2 separate regions of the Homo sapiens genome follow, and region 1 is linked to region 2. A link is an interaction called in ENCODE POLR2A ChIA-PET data of the cell type or tissue named here. Cell type or tissue: A673. All regions are shown on one strand. Links, peaks and the distances in the headings refer to the core of each region. The heading gives the core; the rest is flanking DNA. Region 1 holds the start of LOC124903527 (a long non-coding RNA gene). Region 2 overlaps UBL7-DT (UBL7 divergent transcript).

What was found. Peaks named below come from ENCODE experiments on the same cell type or tissue, not always from the same donor. Only the 100,000 strongest peaks of a DNase experiment are listed, where the experiment ranks them.
Region 1: POLR2A ChIA-PET joins it to region 2 with 10 read pairs; 4 of 35 experiments call an interaction of 5 or more read pairs at or near these places.

Annotation. Positions count from the first base shown.
Region 1 is chr15:74,585,654-74,593,978 of GRCh38, reverse strand. ARID3B (AT-rich interaction domain 3B) reads right to left here. Exons shown (of 9, transcript NM_006465.4): 5 at 3,976-4,159; 6 at 2,545-2,828; 7 at 2,165-2,419; 8 at 743-841. It overlaps LOC124903527 (a long non-coding RNA gene), which reads left to right and starts at 2,873. Exons shown (of 2, transcript XR_007064718.1): 1 at 2,873-3,523; 2 at 3,918-8,325. RefSeq lists enhancers at 4,352-5,137, 5,138-5,923 and a silencer at 5,157-5,451. In A673, for the core only: no CTCF peak of the experiment used is centred there; a DNase peak (open chromatin) is centred at 5,178; H3K27ac peaks cover 1,140 bases.
Region 2 is chr15:74,481,166-74,489,490 of GRCh38, reverse strand. UBL7-DT (UBL7 divergent transcript) reads right to left here. Exons shown (of 4, transcript NR_120377.1): 4 at 8,199-8,325. LOC101929333 (a long non-coding RNA gene) reads left to right here. Exons shown (of 2, transcript NR_198993.1): 2 at 8,088-8,325. Among named protein-coding and RNA genes, the nearest start is that of UBL7-DT, 24 kb to the right of the region's middle. In A673, for the core only: no CTCF peak of the experiment used is centred there; no DNase peak of the experiment used is centred there.

The DNA.
Region 1 (8,325 bases), core at 231-8,230, 100 kb before region 2:
CTCGACCTCCTGGGCTCAAGTGATCCTCCTGGCCTCAGCCTCCCAAGTAGCTGGGACCACAGGTGTGCACCACCATGCCTGGCTATTTTTTTTTGTATTTTGTAGATTTGGGATTTTGCTATGTTGCTCAGGCTGGTCTCAAACTCCTGGGCTCAAGTGGTCCTCTTGCCTCAGCCTCCCAAAGTGCAAGGATTACAGGCATCAGCCACCGTGCCCAGTCATGAATACTAAGTTAAACCCTTAGAAAGACTCTGTAAAGGTGCGAAATCAACCAACCAACAAAACACTGTTGCCAAATTAGGTTTAGGAAAAGATAACTGTAAAAGACTGGGGGGCAGGGAGCTTAACAATGTAAGCTGATTCTCCTATACTGGGGTTCCTTTGCCTGTGTCTCAGTCTGCAAAAGGAAGAGAAGAGCTGAATTACAGTCAGAGAAAGGCTGTGCATGAGAAGACCTGGGGATTGTGGGACACTGACTGACTTCTTCAATTAACGAGCCAACCACTGGTCTAAAAGGGTTAGGTGAAGGGTTTCTGCCAAAGTGGGAGGGACCTATCATCCTGTTAACAATCCACAGTCTACTAGTCCAGAGGACCACTTGACCTTTGCAACTCTGAGACCAGGAAAAAGGAAGCCACTGTGGGAGGTGTTCAGACAGAGGGTAAGAGGCAGGGCCAGCCGCAGAGCTGCCCTGTGGCTAGCTGCGGCCACGTGGGCCTCCCCCAGAGCTCCAGGGCCTCACCTGCATAGGTGGTGCCATCGATGTCCACAGACATGTTAATGCTCCCAATGCTACTCGTGGTCAGGTTCAGTGCTGCAGCCGAGGCCTCTGCTCTGTCTTCTGCTGGGGACAGGGAGACAGTGGGCCTGGTCAAGCCTTCCACAGCACTCCTGTTGTCCTCTCTGATGCTGCCTGGCCACCCCTGGTCAAAGCCTCACGCTGTTAAAAGGCATCTATGTAACCTTCTCCTGAGTGTAGGGTATGGCAGGAGATCCCAGGCTCGCCAATCTCCTGTTGCTGGCTTTTTCCACTGACCCAGTTCATCCCCTCAACTACCTCTGCTCCCAGAGAAAAGGAATCACAGTAGGCAAGGAGGCCGGCTCCGGCCCCACCACTCTGCACTGGCACTTTCCAAGTGACGGGCAAACCCTGAACTACACTATACACCAGGCCCAGGAAATCAGAGATCAATGAGACCCAGCCCCAACTTTGAGGACCCACCTGCCCTTTCTTTCCTTTGACTCTGAGTCCCTCAGAGAGAGGAGTCTACGCCCTCAGCCCCTCCCCTCCATGACCACCCAGGCAGCTGGCGTTTGTGGAAGCCTGCAAGTGCTGGCACACACGGCCTTTGGCTGGCTCACCCCAGACTCAGAATTCTTCCCGGTGAGCTGTCTTTTCTAACAGCCCTTTGCTTTGTGCAGGAGCAGGGTACCTGGCCCTGGATGAGCTGTTACCTCCCAGTTTCCTTCTGGTCCCCAAGGGCAATGGGGTAGGAGGGGCAGCCTGGGAATATGTATAGCTCCCTTCACACCTGGCTCCTTCCCACACATCTCATTCATGTTTGCTTTGAGATAGCATCAGGACCAGAATGGGAAAGAATGTGTGTGAATGGGAAAAGGGGCGTGTGGCTTGAGGAAGAGAATGTGGGGCACCAGAACAATGTGAAGAGGAAGGGAAAGGATGTCAATTATGCTGCCAAACTTGTGTTTCCTCCTTCTGTCTATATTCCTGAGTCCCACTGTCCAGCCCGGGGCAACTTGGCCCCTCGCTGAGCCTCAGGAACATGGGGTGTCTTCCTCCCAGACCTGCAGACGGTGCCCTGCTCTTGCCTACATCCAGTGAGGTGCTGGGGTAATGGCTGGTGGGGAAACGCAGCAGCTCTCTGAAGGCCTCTGGCTCCTCCTCTGTGAATAACTGCTTTTCCCTCTTACTAGAGAACAGGGCACTGCCTGAGGCAACATGTGGTCCCCTCTACCAAACAACCTCAGCTTGGTGAACTAAGATCTCAGTGCCTCTCTTCTAGGGGCCTGGAAGGCAGAACCTGGAGGGGCCTCTTCCAGGTCAGGAGTATGTGCCTCACCACCCCTGCCCCACCAGTCCCAGGAGGCGTGAATGGGCTTGGGGTTTCCAGGAAGGGAAGGCCCGGCCCTGAGCCTGGCTCACCCCTGCCGTTGATCCTGATCTTCATGGGGAGCTGCCGTGCCATGCTGAAAAAGTTGCGCTGGAAGGCCTGCTGCACCAGGCGCTGCTCCTCCTCAGACAGCCTCGATGCCTTCTTCTCAGCAGGCTCCCCTGACTCCAGCCGCTCCCGCAGCTGCTCCAGTGCGGCGGTCCGAGTACCAGCCTGCTGGCTTGCCAAGGTCACGGGCACAGCCAGACGATTTGGCACAGGCACTGTTGTCACTGGGGCTCCATCACCTGCAAAGGAACTGGAGCTGGACCAATCCACAATTGACCCTCTTGCCCCAAAACCCCAGTCTTGAACACAGGGAACTGGCATCCCTTCCTCCCTTTCTTCCTTCTCCCCCAGGAGCCCTGCTGACCTTTCCTGAGAGTGGTTGCTGGGGATATCCGAGGGCTACTGGTATTGGTACCACTGCTGGAGCCAAGCCCAAGGATGGGAAAGCGGATCTTGGGTGGGGAGAGAAGGGCAGGGGCCCCGGCAGCGGCAGCAGCAGTAGCCGCAGCAGGTGAGTAGCCAAAGAGGGAGGAGCTGTAGCTGGGCCGCCGGCCCTCCCTGCGGTTGCCATCAATTGCTGCCTGGAGCTCGGCTGGGGAACTCAAGGCTTTCTTCTCACACTCATAGGCATACAGATACTTCATGTACCTGGAGGAAAGGAAGCAAGCAGGGAGAATAATCCAAAACAGCACCAGAGACCACCCAGTTGAGGTTGGTGGGTCTCTGGAAGCAGTCTCTGTTGGGCAGGACTCTAGGGCAAAGGATTGCAACCTTGGTATACTTGGCAGAAAAGTCTGGGATGGCCGGACACTCTGCCCCAGCCTCCTCTGACTGCCACTCAATCCTAAATAGGCTCTACTTTGAAGCACCATTCATTAGGGGAAATAAATAACATCTTAGTTGGCGTTTTCACATTTGTTTTGAAGCCCTGGGAAAAATTAGGCCCATGTTTTACAAGGGCTTTCTGACTTCTTGATCTTATAACCATTCAGAGCTGGGCTAGTCAGATAGGAGCAATTCTTCCCATTGTGCATGGGACCTAGACACTGTCATTCTTTGTGTCTTAGGTCCCAAGAAGCAGTTCTCTACCCAAGAACCTTGCCATTCTGGTTGTAGCTACAACATGCTACCTAACTGATGTCAGTTGTTCATTGCATACTCTTCACAGAACAACTTCCAGAGTGTTCCAGAAGAAAAGATTCCTCTCTGGCCCTCATTCTTCAGTGCTACTATTGGTTTCACCGCTTCCATCACCCATGTAATTAACTCAAATGCTGACAAAACCAGGTCACCAATCCAAGGGGGCCTTCCTGCCTGCCTTTCTCTGGGTCCTCTGCCGCTGGGTAAGCTGAATATCAGGTAAGAGGGGCCACTTGGGGTGGAGATGCTGTTTGGAAGACAATGTCCTGGAAGGGGCACAGGTCTTAGAGACAGAAGCCCAGGTCTGAATCTCAGCTCTACCACTTACTGGCTGGTATATGACCTTAGCCAAATTATTTAACCATGGAGACTTCATTTTTGTAATGTGGGAAATGGGGGCATACCTACTTTACAGGGTTGACTGTGAGGTTTAAATGAAATAGTAAAGTACCAGCACAGAGTAGACACTTGGTAAATGGTGGTTCTCATCACTACTTGGTTTAGTGAGGGATTCATCTCAGAAAGCTCCCCACTGTTTCGGGAATCCACTCATCTTGCTAACCATACAAAGGAATTTCCTTCCTTCCTCTCCTCTAGGTTACAACATCCCCTTTCTCCAGCCTCAGCTTCCTTCTCCCAGGCCCTGGCCACTCACTGCGTCCTGAGGGTGAAGGCGGCGCTGGTGATGGATGTGGGCAGGTTTAGGCCTTTGGTGATCTCCCTCCAGATCTTCTTGTTGATGATCTCCACCAGGCCTCCCTTCTCGGTCACCAGCTTATACAGCATGTACAGGTCCAGGATCTGTTTGGCCATGATGGGGATTCGGTTGATGGGGGTCCCTGTGGTTGTCCAACGAGAGAAAGAGACAGCGGGATCATCATCAGGCTGAGAAGAAAGATTCCGTGTATGCCCACCTTTAGCCGAGCTGGAAACAATGCTCATCAACCTGGAAGTGTAATTTAACTCAAACTCCCCAAGCCTGAACACTCAGACTAGCTGTCAGGACAGGTCCAACGCACAGGCTGTGTGGGCCTTTGGCAAAGCACTTAGCCTCTCTGGTTCTGTTTTGCCGTCTGTAAATAAGAGGGCCAGACTAGATGATTTCAAAGGTGCTTGTTTTTTAGTTCGTGTGTGTGTGTTTTTGTTTTTGTTTTGCTGGCAGTATGATTCCAGACTATTCCTAGTGATCTGGCGACTTATCTCTGCAGCTTTCAGACTCCATTCAGCGGCAGCTTCCTCTGGGATGCCTTTCTCTGACTTCCTAGAAGGGGAGCCCTGCCTAGTCACCCTCCTGGCAGCGCTCAGTGCTGCTTATAAGAGTGTGCTCGCTGGCTGGGTGCGGTGGCTCACGCCTGTAATCCTAGCACTTTGGGAGGCCGAAGCGGGCAGATCACGAGGTCAGGAGATCGAGACCATCCTGGCTAACATGGCGAAACCCCGTCTCTACTAAAAATACAAAAAAAATTAGCCTGGCATGGTGGCAGGCGCCTGTAGTCCCAGCTACTCGGAAGGCTGAGACAGGAGAATGGCATGAACCCGGGAGGCGGAGCTTGCAGTGAGCCGAGATCACACCACTGCACTCCAGCCTGGGCGACAGTGAGACTGTCTTAAAAAAAAAAAAAAAAAAAAAAAAAAAAGAGTGTGCTTGTTTGCACATGCCTGCTTTCTCCTCTCCTGCTTGATGGAGAAATGGTTTATTTCTCTCTCGTGTGCCCCGCCATGTCAAAGGAGCTGCTGGACACACAGGTCTCCAGAGGAATGAAAAGCCACTCAATTCTCTCCCCACACCAATCACTCCACCCACTCCCTGGCCTCTGAAAGGGGGAGGGTCAGAGCAGCTTCCACCCAATGGCCCCGAGGGGAAGTGAGAGGAGCCAGGGACTTGATTAGGAAACCTGGCACCGAGGAGGAAGGGCTACTAATGAGCACCAGGGGATATGGTGAGGGCGGGGCAAGTCCTTTCACAGCCGGCTGGGATGCTCATCAGGAGGCGTGATGGATGACTGTCATTTGGCAGCCTCGGGATTAATGATCTGGAGGTCAGAGGGGAGAATTCCACAGGGAAGGGTCACCGTCCAGGGCAGGGTATGAGACTTGTTGCCTTTTGATGGCAAACTCCTTTTACTGTACACAGACTACTGCTCCTCTGCCTTGCCCCCTCCCATTGCCCCAGTCTCGCTGAGGTCTCACTGGGCTGCCTGGTGGACCTTAAACCAACCTGAGCAGGGAAGAGCTGTTTGTTTCTGCTCCATCCGCCTTCTTTCCCTAAAGGCACAGCAGTTTTCTCAGCTCTGAATGGCAGCCTCACCAACTCTTTTACAGGATGGTTCAAGCCAGAGAATGAAAAGGAAGCACTGTGGGCATGGATATGTGGGGCTGCTGCGGCAGGACCAGGCCTCTTCTTCTTCTTTTTTTTTTTTTTTAAAAGATAGGGTCTCACTCTGTTGCCCAGACTGGAGTGCAGCGGTGCAATCATGACTTATTGCAGACTTAACCTCCAGCCATCCTCCCACTCAGCCTCTTAAGTAGCTGGGAATACAGGCACACACCACCACACTCAGGGAATTTAAAAACATTTTCTGTAGAGACAGGATCTTCCTATGTTGCCCAGGCTGGTCTCAAACTCCTAAGCTCAAGCAATCCTCCTGCCTCAGCCTCCCAAAGCACATGGACTGCAGCGTGAGCCACAGCACCTGGCTTAGGCCTCTTTCCTAAGTGTGGGGAGGGGGTTAGTGACCTTGAAGACCTTTATCTTGACCTGCTGGTCCTTGGAGGGTCAAGGACAAAGGGGTCATGGAATTAGATCCACAAATTCATAGGTAAAATAACAGAGGATTACGGGCATACTCCTAAGACACACAGCTCATGTGCTGGTTGACTTCTCCCAGTGCTGTTCTGGACAGTAAACCTTCCCCCTACCAGAAAGACAAAAGCCCCCAGCAGGACAGGGCTAACGTCGACCTCCTTTTGGAGGCCTATCTGCCCAAACACACCCATGGCCTTGAGTCCACACCTTCCAAGGCATTACCTGGAGTGTCTGAGAGGACCACTCCCCAGGTCCCCTCACACAGGGCTCCTAAGCTCACATTTCCGGAAGCTCCTAGGGCATCTTCACACGTGTGACCCGTTTACTTCCAAGTCAGAATGTTTGTGCTGGGCTCATCTTCATTCCCCTAAACTAGCTCCCTTTCCCCACACCTCATTTTTTCCCAGCAACACTACCACCCTTGGAAGTTAGGCAGGAAGGCAGGAACCTCGTGTCAGCACTGGCTCCTCTCCTCTCCCTATCACCCACTTTCAGGGTGTTAGAAGGCTTCATGATTCGTCCTTGGAGGTACCTCTCAAAGGCATCTTCCTTTTTGGCCTGCAGCCACCATCCTGGTCCAGGCCCTCTCTGGCCCACAGTTAGATGCCTGCAGCAGCCTCTTAGCCATACGATCAACTTGAACACTGCAGCCAATCTTATTAAAATACTACTTTTACCATATTACTCACCTCCTTGTTTAAAAACCTATGAAAACTCTTATTGCTTACCTAGCCCATCTCACATGTCCAATCGCATGACCCATGTTCCTCAACACTCCCTTAGAAGATCACATGTGAAGTATTCCTGGCATATCCAAGCAACTCTCTTGTACTCCAACTCACTGGGCCTTCTCCCTATTGCCCCCAAAACACGCTCTTTTGTGCCTCCCCTCAAATCCTTCACAGTGTTCTTCCATATCCACTCCTTCCAGGAAGCATGTTCTCACTACCCCAGTTCATGTGGGTTTCTTCCCTCTCAGAATTTCTATCATGCCCCTATAAGTTTAGCAAATTGTCCTTCTCTAATTGTTTCACATCTGTCCATCCGATATCCCAGGAGGACTGTCAGCTCTATGAAGGCAGGGGTTGTCTTTCCTTTACCATGCCTACCATGCCTTATAGTGTTAATAAATTAACCTACCCAGAAATGTTTCTCGAGGTCTCACTATGTTGCCCAGGCTGGTCTCAAACTCCTGGACTCAAGCAATCCTCCCACTTCAGCCTCCCAAAGTGTTGGGATGACAGGCGTGAGCCACGCACCCGGCTGAGATTTTCTAGTGTGGTTCAAACTGCCTCTGAAGGCAACTCCCCAGAGAGGAATTACAAATTCATTTTGAGTAGTCATTGGACTAATTGCCTGGCTGTTTGAGATGGCATCTTTGAAGGACAACATTGTTATAGATGTAGAAATTTCATTAAAAATTAGCCTCTTTATAGTCACACACAACGTGACTGTATTATATTAGACTGAGAACTGCTTAGGGCCAGGGGAACAATGGCAGATACAGAACCTGAGGAGACAAGGAAGGGTCACAGTGGTGTCTGAAGTCAAGGTTGTAACCTAACTAATAAGTGATCTCTTCCCAGAGGGGAAAGTGTACTCTTCTGGGAACTGTCATCACACTACAGAGAAACCGCAGGTAAGAGGTGCACTGGAAACCGTGGTGGTGGCCCCTGCACCCTGCTGTGTGGCCCAGCTCCACCCAGGGCATACTTGGGAAGCTGTTTTCCTCACTCCACAGTGAACTCTCCTCACACGAGCCCCCATGCCCTGATCAGGCACCCTGGTTCTGGAGATCAAGCTGATAAGGAGATTGGGCGCATTATTCCCTGTGGCTGGCCCTCTGTGAAACTGTCAGTGGCTCCCAGTGCAGGCTGGCCCTTGGTGCCATCAGAAACAGAGCGGAGGCTATGCCGAGGGCTCTCTAGATGACAGTGGCGCTTTCTCCCATCAGATAATCCAGACACAAAAGCCTGCCGCGTCTTTGATTCTTCTAACAACTGAGAGAAGCAGAATCTGCAGGTTGGTCTCAGCAGTTTGCTTTGTGCTTAATGGACCTGGTAGCCATTTCTCTTGTCCAAAGTAGATTCTACTATGAAGAAAGAGAGAAGGCCTTTAAGCTAAGTTTACCTGCTGAACAAGAACCAATAGGCAATCGACAGACTCAGGCCTCAGTTTCCGCAAATGTGAAGTGAGGAA
Region 2 (8,325 bases), core at 318-8,317:
ATTCGAGACAAGTCTAAGAAACATAGCAAGAGGCTGTCTCTACAAAAATTAGCCAGGCGTGGTGGTGTGCATCTGTAGTCCTAGCTACTCAGGAAGCTGAAATGGGAGGATCACTTGAGCCCAGGAGGTTGGGGTTGCAGTGAGCCAAGATTGTACCACTGCACTCCGGCCTAAGTAACAGAGCGAGACCCTGTCTCTACAAAAGTACAAAAATTATCCAGGCATGATGGCAGGTGCCTGTAATCCCAAATACTCTGGAGGCTGAGGTGGGAGAATTGCTTGAACCTGGGAGGTGGAGGTTGCAGTGAGCCAAGATCACACCCTTGCACTCCAGCCTGGGCGACAGGGTGAGACTCTATCTCAAAAAAAAAGAAAAAAAAGATACCCACATGTGGTTAGTGTGTGCTGTATTGGACAGGGCAGGTTTACAGTGTGTGGAAGAATGTCTTATCATCTCCCTAATATTCATGCTTCTCTTTCTTTCATCATAGAACTCCTCCTCCAAGTTTAGCAATGCACATGAATATCCAGCTTGAGACACCATTTACCAACCTCTCTCAGTTAGGAGTGGCCATATGTGTTTGTTTTCTATTGCAGTGTGACAAATGACCACAGACTTAGCAGCTTAAAACAACACCCACTTATTATCTCAGAGTTCTGTAGGTCAGAAGTCTGGGCTTGGCTGGGTTCTCTGCTCAGGGTCCCAAAAGGCTGATACCAAGGTGTCCATGGGCTGGGCTCTGGAAAAGAATCTACTTCTAGACTCATTCAGGTTGGCAGAATCCAGTTCCTTGTGGCTGTAGATCTGAGATCCTGATTCCTACCTGGCTGTGAGCAGCGGGGGCTGCTCTGTGTTCCCAGAGGCTGCCGGGATACTTCCTGTGGTCCCTACACCTTTTCTTTTCTTTCTTTTTTTTTTCTTTTTTTGAGACAGAGTCTTGCTCTGCCACCCAGGCTGGAGTGCAGTGATGCTATCTTGGCTCACTGCAACCTCTGCCTCCTGGGTTCAAGAGATTCTCCTGTCTCAGCCTCCCAAGTAGCTGGGATTACAGGTGTGCACCACCACGCCTGGCTAATTTTTGTATTTTTAGTAGAGATGGGGTTTCACCATGTTGGCCAGGATGGTCTCGAACTCCTGACCTCAAGTGATCTGCCCTCCTTGACCTTCCAAAGTGTTGAGATTACAGGTGTGAGCCACTGCACCTGGCCAGTCCCCTACATCTTCAAGGCAGCCTTGGTGCAGTGCCTTTCTTATGCTTGGAATCTCTCTCTGATGGTTAATTTTAGGTGTCAACTTAACTGGATTAAGGAAAACGTAGAAACCTACTAAAGCATTCTTTTGAGTGTCTCTGTGAAGGTGTTTCCAGAGGAGATTAGTGTGTGAGTCTCAGTGGACTAGGTGGGAAAGATCTGCCTGCAATGTGGGTGGGCACCATTCAATCTGCTGGGGGCTTGGAGAGAAGAAAAACCAGGGCAAAAATGAATGTGCTGATCTACCTGCTGGAGCTGGGATACACTCTTCCTCTCCCGTCCTTGGACAATAACTCCAGACTTCTCGGCCTTTGGATTCCAGGACTTACATCAGTGGCTCCCCTCCCTGAGTTCTCAGGCCTCTGGGCTCGGCCTGAGAGTTACACCCTTGGCCTCCCTGGTTCTGAGGCCTTCAGACTTGGATTGAGCCATGCTACCAGCATCCCAGGGTCTCCAGCTTGCATATGGCTCATTGTGGGACTTTTTGCCTACCATAATCACATGAGCCAATTCCTCTAATAAATCCCCTCTCAGCCAGGTGCACTGGCTCACATTTTTTTGTTTCCCAGTGCATGTAAAAGTTATGTTTACACTATACTGTAATCTATTACATGTGCAATAGCATTCATTATGCCTAAAAAAAACATAGTACACACCTTAATTAAAAAATACTTTCTGGCTGGGTGTGGTGGCTCATGCCTGTAATCTCAGCACTTTGGGAGGTGGACACAGGAGAATCAGTTGAGCTCAGGAGTTCAAGAACAGCCTGGGCATCCTAGTGAGACTCCATCTCTTTTTTAAAAAATACCCCCTTTATCTATCTATCTATCTATCTATCTATCTATCTATCTAATCTATCTATCTATTCATCCATCCTTTCTATTGGTTCTGCCTCTCTGGAGAACCCTGATTAATACACTCTCTGTCTTCCCCTTCTGCCCAGCAGCCAGAAAAACTGATTTTCAAGGGCTTGTGATTAGATTACACCCACCTGGATAATCCTTTTGCTTTATAACAGAACATAATCTCAGGAGTGAGATCATGTTGATTTCTACCTATCCTCAAAAAGGAAGAAAGGGATTATGCCAAGGCAAGGATCATAGGAAGAATTCTTAGAATTCTGCCTCCTATGCCATGTGATTAAATTCTAGTCAACAAGAAGTTAATGGCAACTCTGTTCTTCCAGTTGCTCAAAATACTGGGTGTCCTCCTTGGCCTCTCACTTCTCACACCCCATTGGTCAGTCAGAAAATTCTGTCAGCTCTGCCTGCAAAACACACTCAGCATTCAAGCACTTCCCATGCCTTCCTACTTCCCAATGCTGGGCAGGTCACCATCATCTCTCACATGGATTAGTGTAACTTCCTAGCTGGCTTTCTCTCCAGCATTGTTCTTTTTTTTTTTTTTTTCTGAGATGGAGTCTCACTCTTGTTGCCCAGGCTGGAGTGCAATGGCACGATCTTGGCTCACTGCAACCTCCGCCTCTCAGGTTCAAGCGATCCTCCTGCCTCAGCCTCCCAAGTAGCTGGGATTACAGGCATGCACCACCCATGCCCGGCTAATTTTTGTATTTTTACTAGAGATGGGGTTTCTCCATGTTGGTCAGGCTAGTCTCGAACTCCCGACCTCAGGTGATCCGCCCACCTCGGCCTCCCAAAGTGCTGGGATTACAGGCGTGAACCACTGTGCCCGGTCATTTTGTTCTTGACACAGCAACCAGAATGATCCTGATACAGCATATGCCAAACCATGTCCCTTAGCACTCTTCAGTGGGTCTCTATCTCATAATAAAGACCAAAATCCTTAATATGGACCACACGATTCTACTTTGGTCTCCATATTAGGTTTGTGACCTCAAAATCCTATCACTCTTCTGGCTGGGTGTGGTGGTTCACGCCTATAATCCCAGCATTTTGGGAGGCCAAGGTGGGCAGATCACTTGAGGTCAGGAGTTTGAGATCAGCCTGTCCAACATGGCAAAACCCTGCCTCTAATAAAAATACAAAAATTAGCTGGCATGGTGGCACACACCTGTAATTCCAGGAATTTGGGAGGCTGAGGCGGGCGGATCACTTGAGGTCAGGAATTCGAGACCAGCCTGGCCAACATGGCAAAATCCCATCTCTACCAAAAATACAAAAACTAGCTGGGCATGGTGGTATGTGCCCGTAGTCCCAGCTACTCAAGAGGCTGAGGCACAAGAACCACTTGAACCCGTGAGGCGGAGGTTGCAGTGAGCTGAGATCTCGCTACTGCACTCCAGCCTGGCGACAGAGCGAGACTCTGGCTCAAAAAAAAAAAAAAAAAAAAATCTTATCACTCTTCTCCTCCTTCTCTTCACTGTAGCCTCATAGGGCTCCTTGCTGTTCCTTAAACATGTCAAAAAGTGCTTTAAGTCTTTGGTACTTGCTATTCTCTTTGCCTAGAATGTTCTTCTCCAAGATATCTACATGGCTAGCTCTCATTTCCTTCATGTCTTAATTCAAAAGTTGCCTTTCAGCCAGGCAAGGTGGAGCATACCTGTAATCCCAGTGCTTGGGAGGCTGAGGTGGGAGGATTGCTTGAGGCCACGAGTTCGAGACCAGCCTAGGGAACATAGTGAGACCTTTTTTGGTTCTACAGAAAATAAAATAAATAGCCAGCTTGGTGGCACATTCCTGTAGTCTCAGCTACTTGGGAGGCTGAGACAGAGGATACCTTGAGCTCAGGAGTTTGAGGTTGCAGTGAGCTATGATCATGCCACTACACTCCAGCCTAGATGACAGAGTAAGACCCTGTTTCTAAAAAAAATAAAAATAAAAAATAAGCCTGGTGCGGTGGCTCACACCTATAATCCCAGCACTTTGGGAGGCCAAGGTAGGCGGATCACTTGAGGGCAGGAGTTTGAGACCAGCCTGGCCAACAGGGTGAAACCCCGTCTCTACCAAAAAAACCTAGCTGGGCGTGGTGGCATGTGCCTGTAGATCCAGCTACTCAGGAGGCTGAGGCATGAGAATCCCTTAAACCTGGGAAGCAGAGGTTGGAGTGAGCCAAGATCGCGTCACTACACTCCATCCTGGGTAACAGAGCGAGACTCCATCTCAAAATAAACAAACAAACAAACAAACAAAATTCAGCTGGGCGCAGTGGCTCATGCCTGTAATCCCAGCACTTTGAGAAGCCGATGCGGGTGGATCACCTGAGGTCAGGAGTTTGAGGCTGGCCTGGCCAACATGGTGAAACCCATCTCTACTAAAAATACAAAATTAGCTGGGTGTGGTGGCGGGCACCTGTAATCCCAGCTTCTCCGGGGGGCTGAGGCAGGAAAGTCAACTGAACCCAGGAGGCGGAGGTTGCAGTGAGCTGAGACTGTGCCATTGCACTCTAACCTGGGCAACAGTAAGACTCGGTCTCGAAGAAAAGAAAACATTCAGGCCAGGCACAGTGGTTCATGCCAGTAATCCCAGTGAGGCTGAGGTGGGCAAATCATTTGAGCCCAAGGAGTTTGAGGCCAGCCTGGGCAACTGGGCAACATGGGGAAATCTTCATCTCTAAAAAATAGAAAAATTAGCCCAGTGTGGGGCATGTGCCTGTAATTCCAGCTAATTGGGAAGCTGAGGTGGGGAAGTTGAGGCTGTGTGAGCTGTGATAGCACCACTACATTCCAGTCTGGGTGACAGAGTGAGACCCCGTCTCCAAAACACAACAAAAATTTACTTTTCTAGTGAGGCTTCTCGTGGCCACATCACTTCATATTCTCCTACCCTGCTTTAGTGTTTTGCACCTTAGTACTTTTCACTGTGCAACCTACTAAAAAAAATTTTTTTTTTTTGAGACAAAGCCTTGCTCTGTCACCCAGGCTAGAGTGCAATGGCGTGATCTTGGCTCACTGCAACCTCCGCCTCCCAGGTTCAAGTGATCCTCCTGCCACAGCCTCCTGGATAGCTGGGATTACAGGCATGTACCAACACGCCCAGCTAATTTTTGTATTTTTAGTAGAGACAGGGTTTCACCATGTTGACCAGGCTGGTCTTGAACTTCTTACCTCAAATGATCCACCCGCCTTGCCCTCCCAAAGTGTTGGATTACAAATGTGAGCCACCACTGCTGGCCCACACTACAGATTTTAATTTTGCATCTTGTTTATCTCTCCCACCAAAATGTAATCCATTAGCACAGAGATTCTCTCCCATTCCCTCCCTTTCCTCTTCTTTTCTTCATTACTGTATCAACTTGGCATGTGGTAGGCACTCACAAATGTTTGTTGAATTAATAATACGGTGAGAGGGAGATGATGAGAGTCAAAGCATTCTTTTTGGCCAGGTGCAGTGGCTCACGCCTGTAATCCCAGCACTTTTAGAGGCTGAGGTGGGTGGATCACCTGAGGTCAGGAGTTGGAGACCAGCCTGGCCAACATGGTGAAACCCTGTCTCTAAAAAAAAAAAAAAAAAAAATTAGCCAGGCATGGTGGCACATGCCTGTAGTCCCAGCTACTTGGGAGGCTGAAGCAGGAGAATCGCTTGAACCCGGGAGGCAGAGGTTGTAGTGAGCCGAGATCATGCCACTGCACTCCAGCCTGGGCGACAGAGCAAGACTCCATCTCAAAAAAAAAAAGCAATTTTTTTTTTTTTTTTAGTAAGAGACAGGATTCCAGGCTGAGGTGTAGTGACACTATCATAGCTCACTGCAGCCTTGAATTCCTGGGCTCAAGCCATCCTCTCACCTCAGCCTCCCGAGTAGCTGACATTACAGATGCGTGCCACCACACCCAGCTAAATATTTTTATTTTTTGTAGAGACAAGGTCTTGCTATGTTGCCCAGGCTGGTCTCAAGGGGTCCTCCTGGCCTCAAGAGGTCCTCCTGTCTCAGCCTCCCAATGAGCTGGGATTACAGGCATGGGCCACCATGCCTGGCTGGGAATTGGAGCATTCTAAGATCTTCATACTGTTTGGGAGGGAGGTGGTGATACTGATTAACTTTAGAGTTTGCTAAGCTAAATGTGGATGCTGTGCTTTTAAGGGATACCACTGAGAGAACCGAAATGGAACTATGACTTCAATGTGGATGGGAAGGGAAGGGCAAAAAAGAAAATTTGATTAAGCCAATGGGAGGCAGGAATGAAGAAAAAGCAGCAAAGATACAATAAAAAGAAAGCACAAAGCTTCCTGATTCTCGTGGAATAATGGCAGATGCCTAAAATCCCTTCACAGTCCTTCACAAACCATACAGATTGACAATGAAAGCAACTTAAATAAATCACCCCATCCCTCACAGCATCACTAGGAGACAGGGCATACCTCAAACTTCAATTTACATATAAATGGGGAGATAAATATCTGAAACCAGCAGAGCTAGGTCTAGAGCTCACTTCTGAACGGGAAGTCAGGAGGGTTGTGTGGAAGACAGCAGAGTGCAGCCAGGTCCTGGAGGTGGCAGCACACAGATAGCATTGGCTAGAATTAGCCCCAGAAGGAGAGGACCGTATCCTGAGAATTGGTGGATCAGAGAACTGTCTACTGAGTAATTGAAAGAAACATTCGTGAACTAGCAATAGCAGAAACAACATTCTCTGATCACAAAATGCAATACAATGACAAATTAACAAAATTAAAAGTAAAAAGACTTTTCGAACTAGAATTTTTTTTTTTTTTTCCGAGATGGAGTCTCGTTCTGTCTCTCAGGCTGGATGGAGTGCAGTGGCGCGATCTTGGCTCACTGCAACCTCTGCCTCCCGAGTTCAAGCAATTCTCGTGCTTCAGCCTCCCAAGTAGCTGGGATTACAGGTGCCTGCCACCACGTCCAGCTAATTTTTGTATTTTTAGTAGAGACGAGGTTTCACCATGTTGGCCAGGCTGGTCTTGAATTCCTGACCTCAAGTGATCTGCCCCCCTTGGCCTCCCAAAGTGCTGGGATTACAGGTGTGAGCCACCATGCCCAGCCTAGAAATTTTAAAGAACTCGATCGAGCAACTCTTGAGTCAACAGGGTAATACAAACCAAAATTGCAGAATTTTATAAAATAACAATAATGAAAACACAGCTTATCTGAATTTATGAGGTACTGCAAAAGCATTGTTAGGAAATGTATTACATCAAATACACATATCAGTAAAAGTAAACATCAACTAAAAAGGAAAAAAGCAAAGTAAACCAAGAGAAAGTAGAAGGTAGGAATGAATATAGACATAAATAGAAATTAATAAGTGAGGGCCGGGGGCAGTAGCTCACGCCTGTAATCCCAGCACTTTGAGAGGCTGAGGCAGGTGATCACTTTTAGCTTAGGAGTTCGAGACCAGCCTGGGCAACATGGCGAAACCCTGTCTCTACTAAAAATACAAAAATTAGCCAGGCACATGGTGGCGCGTACCTGTAATCCCAGCTACTCAGGAGGCTGAGGCAGGAGAATCACTTGAACCTGGGAGGCAGAGGTTGCAGTGAGCTGAGATTGTTCCACTGTACTACAGGCTGGGCAACAGAGTGAGACTCCATCTCCAAAAAAAAAGAAAGAAATTAATGAATTAGGAAACAGAAAAAACGGTGTTTGGAGCTGGAGATGGCATGGGCACTGGTAGAGCTATTCTGGCTGTGGTGAGGAGGTGACCCCTGCCTGGTCCAGGAACTCCCAACTCTCCCTGCACCCTCCTTGGCTCCAGCCTTTGAAGCATGTCTGCCTGCCCCACTCCTAGTTTCCTGCGTTTCCTTGTCCTCTGCCCCTCCCCGCACCATTGAAGGCAGAAGCATGGGGTGCTCCCCTGTGCCAGCCGTCCACGGGCAGCACCAATGGGCAGAAGGCAGTGAGGTCTCTGATTCGCCTCTCTCGTTTCTCCATTCCACCTCCCCGTCCCCCTCCATAAGAAGACTGGATGCCTGTGCTAACGCAGAGATTGAGAGACCCCAACATAAACCCTTGCTTGAAGGAATCTGATGCTTCTACCAGAGGAATGGATGAAAATGACCATGACAGGGAAACATGTTCCATTTATTTATTTATTTATTGGTGGTCTTGCTGTGGTGTCCAGGCTGGCCTCAAACTGCTGGACTCAAAGGATCCTCCTGCCTCAGCCTCCTGAGTAACTGTAATTATAGGCCACCACTC